2 separate regions of the Homo sapiens genome follow, and region 2 is linked to region 1. A link is a contact called in ENCODE Hi-C or POLR2A ChIA-PET data. All regions are on one chromosome and are shown on one strand. Each heading gives the region's core, a stretch centred on a gene start or an enhancer-like site at or near the end of the contact. The rest is flanking DNA. Distances are from core to core; before and after follow the strand shown.

The links. Hi-C counts contacts between places; a loop is a spot of excess contacts on that map. ChIA-PET counts read pairs that join two places held with the same protein, here RNA polymerase II (POLR2A). Pooled maps may share reads with other maps.
Region 2: a map of uterus shows a loop between it and region 1 (2.8-fold over the local background). The contact joins the promoter of LINC02944 here to the enhancer-like site in region 1. A Hi-C loop is called at or near these places in 10 of 168 maps with a recorded cell type or tissue (GM23248, HAP-1, HepG2 and 7 more), 5 of 37 single-sample maps with no recorded cell type and 7 of 50 pooled maps. POLR2A ChIA-PET finds 5 or more read pairs at or near these places in 1 of 52 experiments (H1).

Annotation. Positions count from the first base shown.
Region 1 is chr10:117,550,852-117,553,856 of GRCh38, reverse strand. No RefSeq gene overlaps it. Among named protein-coding and RNA genes, the nearest start is that of EMX2, 9.6 kb to the right of the region's middle. RefSeq lists enhancers at 1,174-1,965, 1,910-2,885, 2,824-3,005. Within about 2 kb of position 1,528, at least 3 of the 41 ENCODE cell types and tissues checked have a DNase peak (open chromatin) inside an H3K27ac peak, as active enhancers do; they include dorsolateral prefrontal cortex and uterus, where a contact is called at or near this core.
Region 2 is chr10:118,239,789-118,242,858 of GRCh38, reverse strand. LINC02944 (long intergenic non-protein coding RNA 2944) reads right to left here and starts at 1,354. Exons shown (of 5, transcript XR_946349.3): 1 at 1,177-1,354; 2 at 973-1,076.

The DNA.
Region 1 (3,005 bases), core at 279-2,778:
AAGCCTGGGGCGTTAGCAGCCGGGAGGACCAGGCTCCAGCACTTGGAGTCCAGCCTCCATGCGCGCATCTCCGCACGTGGGCGTGATCTTTGGCGCGCTCTGGCGCCCCCTCAGAGGAGTGCGACGCGCCTCTGCCCTACCCGGACCCCAGCTCTGGGCGCTGGCCCGCCGTCCGCTTCTGGCACCCCGACTCGCAGCTCCGGGGCCCTCCGGAGACTCCCAGCCGGGCAACAGACACTAATAAACAAAAGGCCAATTAGACGCTGGGGCGCGGCTGATGAATGGACCTTGCGCTTCCAAGCGTGGCGCCGCCTAGAGTTTTCTGGCGCACCGGGTCCTGCGGGAGAAGCCACCTCCCGGAGAGGGGTCACGGCTGGGGTCAGAGGGTTCTCAAAACTCCCACTTTCCTCTGGCTACGGGGCTGGCTGGGGCGAGAAAATCGGCGGTCGAGCGGAGGGCGCGGGCCGGAAGCTGCGGGCGAGGCGCGAGAGGCCCCACAAAGCAGCCCGGCTTTCGGGCGCGGTCCCCCGACGCTGGAGGCCGGCATCCTCTGCCGCCCCGCCGGCGGTTGCTTCTAGGCGGCGCCCCAGTAATTCCAGCGCTGATTGCTGGAATAATAAAGACTGGTCTAGAAAAATGCGCAGTTACACAAAACGGCTGTTGTTTGCCAAACTCCGGAGTTAGTGGGGCGCTGCTGGAACGACACCCCAGCCCAAGCCTCCTCACTAGACACACACGCCTCGATCCCAAGACACACAGATGTTGCCCTAGGGCTGGGCATGGACATCCATCACAGGGACCCCCATCCAAACACCGAGAAACGTCCCCGCAAGCCACACACACCGAGGCCACCCCCATCTTCTGAGATGTGCAACTCCAGACGAATTCGCAGATACACAGTGCAACCAGACCGCGGCACACACATTCAATAAACTGCATTTCCACACCGTCATAGGCACTCTGCAGCCTCACAACTGCACGTGCTGGCCCTAACTCAAAACAATCTAGACGCACAAGGACAGCTAGACATCTTGACCAAATCTACATAAGTAGCCCCAGCCTCTCCAGCCTTTAACTTATTCAAACAATTAGAACTGACACAAATTGACTAAAGTCCTAGCTGAGACACACAATTCTATTCCACAATCCACACAAATGCCATTATACCACAAACTAGTGCTCTCACCCTATACAAACACACAAGAACAGACCCTCACCCTGCCAGCCTTACACCGACTTGGACCAGCCCTAAAACCCCCACCACGGAGTGGGGCCCCGGGCCAGGCCTCCGAGCAGCCAGAGTCCCTCCCCAGCCGGCCTGCGCGTCCCAGACTTTGTTTCCTGCGACTCGAGGCGGGGACGGGGAGGAGCCGAGGTTTCCAAAGCCGAGCGCAGGCCGGAGCCCCCTTTCTGCCTGGCCCGCCTGGCGCGGCTCTCAGGCTGCCACAATCCGCCCCTCGCACAAAAGTGGCCCGGCAGGTTCCGGGCCGCAGCCAATGCGCCAGCTCCTGCTCGGCTTGCCTGCCAGGAGCAGAGCCAGAGGGAGCTTGGAGCACTGAACACCCAGAACGAGAGCCAGGAAGTTCGGAGGTCGAAGGCTTCTCTCACCCTAGGACTTTCTGGCGCCTCCGCGAGAAACGCACACGGAACCCATGTGTACTTCGCAGGAGAACGTAGCCGCGGCACACGCGCTTGGTAGATTCCGTTTGACCCTCTCAGGGCAGCGCAAACGGAGAACCCGTGCCTCTCCCGAACATGCGCTTGGCCAAGGGGTCCCACAGGGAAGGTCCACAAGTAATTAACAAGGAAACGGAACATGGATCAAACTTGTATCCTACATCCCCATTAGGGGTCCCAGGCAGGACCCAATGGCAACGTGCATACAGTTCTCCGTGTCCCAGAAGGAGCGCAGAATCTGACCCACGATGCCCATTGAGCCCTGCCCGGGAGCATCCAGGGCTGGCACCCATATAGCACGAAGGGGCACATAGACCTGCGGCTCATGGCTCCTACAACCCCCTGCTCAGCTCAGCACGCGCGCACTGCGAAGGGAACGCAGAGGCAGGGCACACGCGCACCCTGCCCCGCGCCCCACTCCCAGATAGTCATCGTGGGATGGCATCTCGCAAATATTTATATTCCTCAGCGCCACGGCAGCCCGCGTCCACATTAGACACTCTAATCCTGCCACTTTAAATAGATGAATTAATAAAGCAAACGAGCGGCTAATAAGCTGACTGTCCTGCCTTTTTGAGGCGGAGGAAGGACTCGAAAGTGCGCCAAATTTGTTTGCAGTGGATCAAGGCGAGCCGCCTCTGCTTCACTTTCTTTATCTTAATTCCGACTTGAAAAGATATAATTATCTAGTTTGAACAGAGCTGCTATCAAATCCTTCTTTGGGCCGGGAAGGGGGGCGTTGGAGTGGATTGCGGCTCTCTGAGCCGCTCCGTGCAGCCGGAGATAGCGCGTAATGAAGATGTGGAGGCCTGAGATACAAAGGGCATTAACCTCATTAGCATGAAACCTTTTCTTCTTACCATTGTGGGACCCTTTCAGCCGCCTAATCCCCCCTATTTTCAAAGCTTGGTTTGTAATAAAGCTTTTAGTTTTTTTTTCAAAGCTAATAGTATTCTGTGATGATTTTATTGCTGTTACACTACATAGGACATTTACCCAAAAAAAGAAAAATCTTCACCACCAGCCCCGTTTTCTTGTACTTAAAAAGTATAAAGTATATAATTTCGGCAGAAGTAAACCTTCTGTTAAGACGGAATTTTTTTTTTTTTCTGGACAGACCATCTGAATTTTAAGAATGTTTAAGAATGAGCTCGGTGTTTGAGGTATTCCGGGTTTTGGAAGGTGAGTGGAAGGAAAAGGTAATTTGTACTTGTTGAAGAGAAAGGGATGCTTTCCGGGAGCACTGACTGCAAAGCGCTTGAGACAGCTGGTGGTCACTGAGGGTCGTGCTGTCAAAGCGCCTGGAAGCCCCACGAGGGTTTCCAGGA
Region 2 (3,070 bases), core at 105-2,604, 690 kb before region 1:
TCAGACAATGAGTTTTTAAAAATTAAGAATAGTGCATCAAAATGATGAAAAATTTTAGGATTTTTTGATATGTAACTTAACCCACAGAAAACCAGATTATTCATCTTGCTACTTGTTTATAGCCCTTTTTAAAAAATGAATATTTCAGACACCTTAAATTGATAAATGTTTCTCTGAAAATAAATCGCTCTTTGATAAAGAGAGTGGAACATAAATGTTTGAGATGTAGCTGAAGCTCTATCACCATTTATGGATCACGATTATAGTTCAAAACGCAAAAGCTGGTATCTTTTGAGGTCGAGCATTTTATACTGAAAGCATATATTTATAATGGAAGTTAACCTTAACATGAAGAGGAAATGATGTTATAGGATTTTCTATTTTGGAACTAATAAGCTATATCATTTCTTATTTGATGGTCTTAAGAAGCAGTTAACATGACTTGAAAGCAACATTTTTCAAGTACTGTAAACATGCTACCATGGAAAACCAGAGAGGAAAAATTTTCCTGTCTGTGAGATTCCTAAACAACTTAATTTGAGTTGTTTACTCTCAAATACTGAATGTTCTTCCCACTGTTCCGCTGTAGTCCGACACAGTGTATTTAATGATTTTTTGTGAAATTTACAACCTAGTGACTTATCATCTTACTTTGAATTGTCTTGAAGATACTTAATGCTGATACTTAACACACACACACAAAAAAACCCCAAACTCTTAGAGTCCTCACTCTGTTTTGAACTAATTAACTTTACAGGAACAAACCTGGAGATACTTATTTTTTCCACTACTACTTTTGGATTTATTATTTCTTTTTATTATAGTAGTCCGAGGTTAGAAAGCTAAAAATTAAAATGGTTGATAATTGTGAAATATATTGTTATTCATGGCAAAATATCACGATTATGCATATGTGTAAGAATTAAGATGTCTTAGGAACTAGCACGGAGTGAGCTGGATGAAATGCGGCACCTGCCACAGAATCTTTCCCCTGTGCTTTTCGGTAATGCCAGGCAAGTCCTCCGGGTTGTAGAAGTCATGGCCAGGTCATGGATTTCCGCACACAGCGATGGCTTCTGTGGGACAAAAAGCAGTGAATATCACGCTACTTACCTTGCTTTATACCACAACCGTTGCAGGCAAGGGTGTCTCCGATGGCGTCTTGGTTTTGCTTACCTGTGTTCCAAAAGAAATCTTTTCCCTGACCAGTTAACTTCTTGGTTGTTCCTTAAGACACAGGGATTTTGGGAAAGACTGTGGCATGCTTTCCTCAGTGGTTCTTCTCAGTTTAATGCCTTAAAGATGGACAAATGTTCACTGGCTGCCCGATAGGCACTGAAATTCGGAGCAATCCAACTTGTTCCAAAAGCGTTTCCCACGGCATATGCACAGTTTCACGGATGGCCACTAGATGGCGTGTGACAACCATTTGTGTCAGCCACACGCAAAGGCTTCCCATTCATTCTCCATAAAGGTATCAAAGGCGTCCTCCAGCAATTCCTCCAAGACAACTTCACTATTACGTTGTTTTCATTTCGATCCTTAAATGGTACCGGTTTACGTTTTGGAAGTAGGGGGACATTTTCAGTGGACGAGCCTAAATCAGAATGTGTGCTGTTGTATTTACGCATCACCGTTAATAAACATTAGCACTTAAAGCTGAATTAAGGCACATCGTTAAATGTCAGTGTGTATCTACCCACTTATCTACGAATGTTTCAACAAACATCTATTAAGTGTCTACTACTATGTGCGAAATGTGACTCGTTCTTCTAAAATACTGAAAGGACGTTTTATTACCAGAAAGTAATACAAGTATCAGAAAATAAAGACATTTTACGTTGCACAGTTGGGTCATTGATATAATGTTAAAATTAAATACATTAGCTCTTTCTTAGCTGAGGTTTTGTTTTCTGTGGTTTCATTTACCTGTGGTCAGTTGTGGCCCCAAAAAATTAAATGGAAAATTTCAGAAATAATTCATAAGTTTTAAATTGCATGCCATTCTCAGTTGCATGCTGAAATCTCTCATCCTCTGTCCCACCTGGGAGGGGAATCTTCTCTTTGTCCAGCATATCCACACTGTCTAAGCTACCTTCCTGTCAGTCACACGGTAGCCATCTCAGTTATCACATAGACTGTCACCGTTTCCCAGTGCTTGTGTTCAAGTAACCCTCATTTTGTTATATAATGGCCTCAAAGCATGAGAGTAATGATGCTGGCAATTTGCATATGCCAAAAAAGAAGCCATAAAATGCATCCTTGAAGTGAAAAGGTGAAAGTTATCAGCTTAATAAGGAAAGAAAAAAATTGTATGCTGACATCTTTAAGATCTACAGTAAGAAGGAAACTTCTACCCACGAATTGTGATCAATTAGTTGTAAACACCACTGCACTTGGACCAGCTTACCCATGAATGGTAAGGAAAAAAAGAAATTCATGCATAGTATATGTAGGGTTTGGTACTATTGCAGTTTCAGGCATCCACTGGGGTCTTGGAAGAATGTATCCCCCATAGATAAGGGGGGAAGTTGTATGCTCCTGGAATTTCAGAAGCTTCTCCTTTTTTTTTTTTTTGAGACAGAGTTTCGCTCTTTTTGCCCAGGCTGGAGTGCAATGGCACGATCTTGGCTCACTGCAACCTCCGCCTCCCAGGTTCAAGAGATTCTCCTGCCTCAGCCCCCTGAGTAGCTGTGATTACAGGCATGTGCCACAAAGCCCGGCTATTTTTGTGTTTTTAATAGAGACGGGGTTTCTCCATGTTGGTCAGGCTGGTCTTGAACTCCTAACCTCAGGTGATCCGCCCACCTTGGCCTCCCAAAGTGCTGGGATTACAGGCGTGAGCCACTGCACCCGGCCCAGAAGCTTCTTTTCTTGATATAGAATAAATCTGAATGTCAGGGGGAAAAATCACATGAAACACCTTGCAAATTATCTTTCCCCTTATAGCAAAATATGATTCTCCTTGCCTTAAAGAATGTAAATTCCTATAAAGAAAATAAATTAATAAAACATACAAGTCCTATAGTGGAATCACTTTTTCTTTCATGTCCATTGTCACCGAGTATAG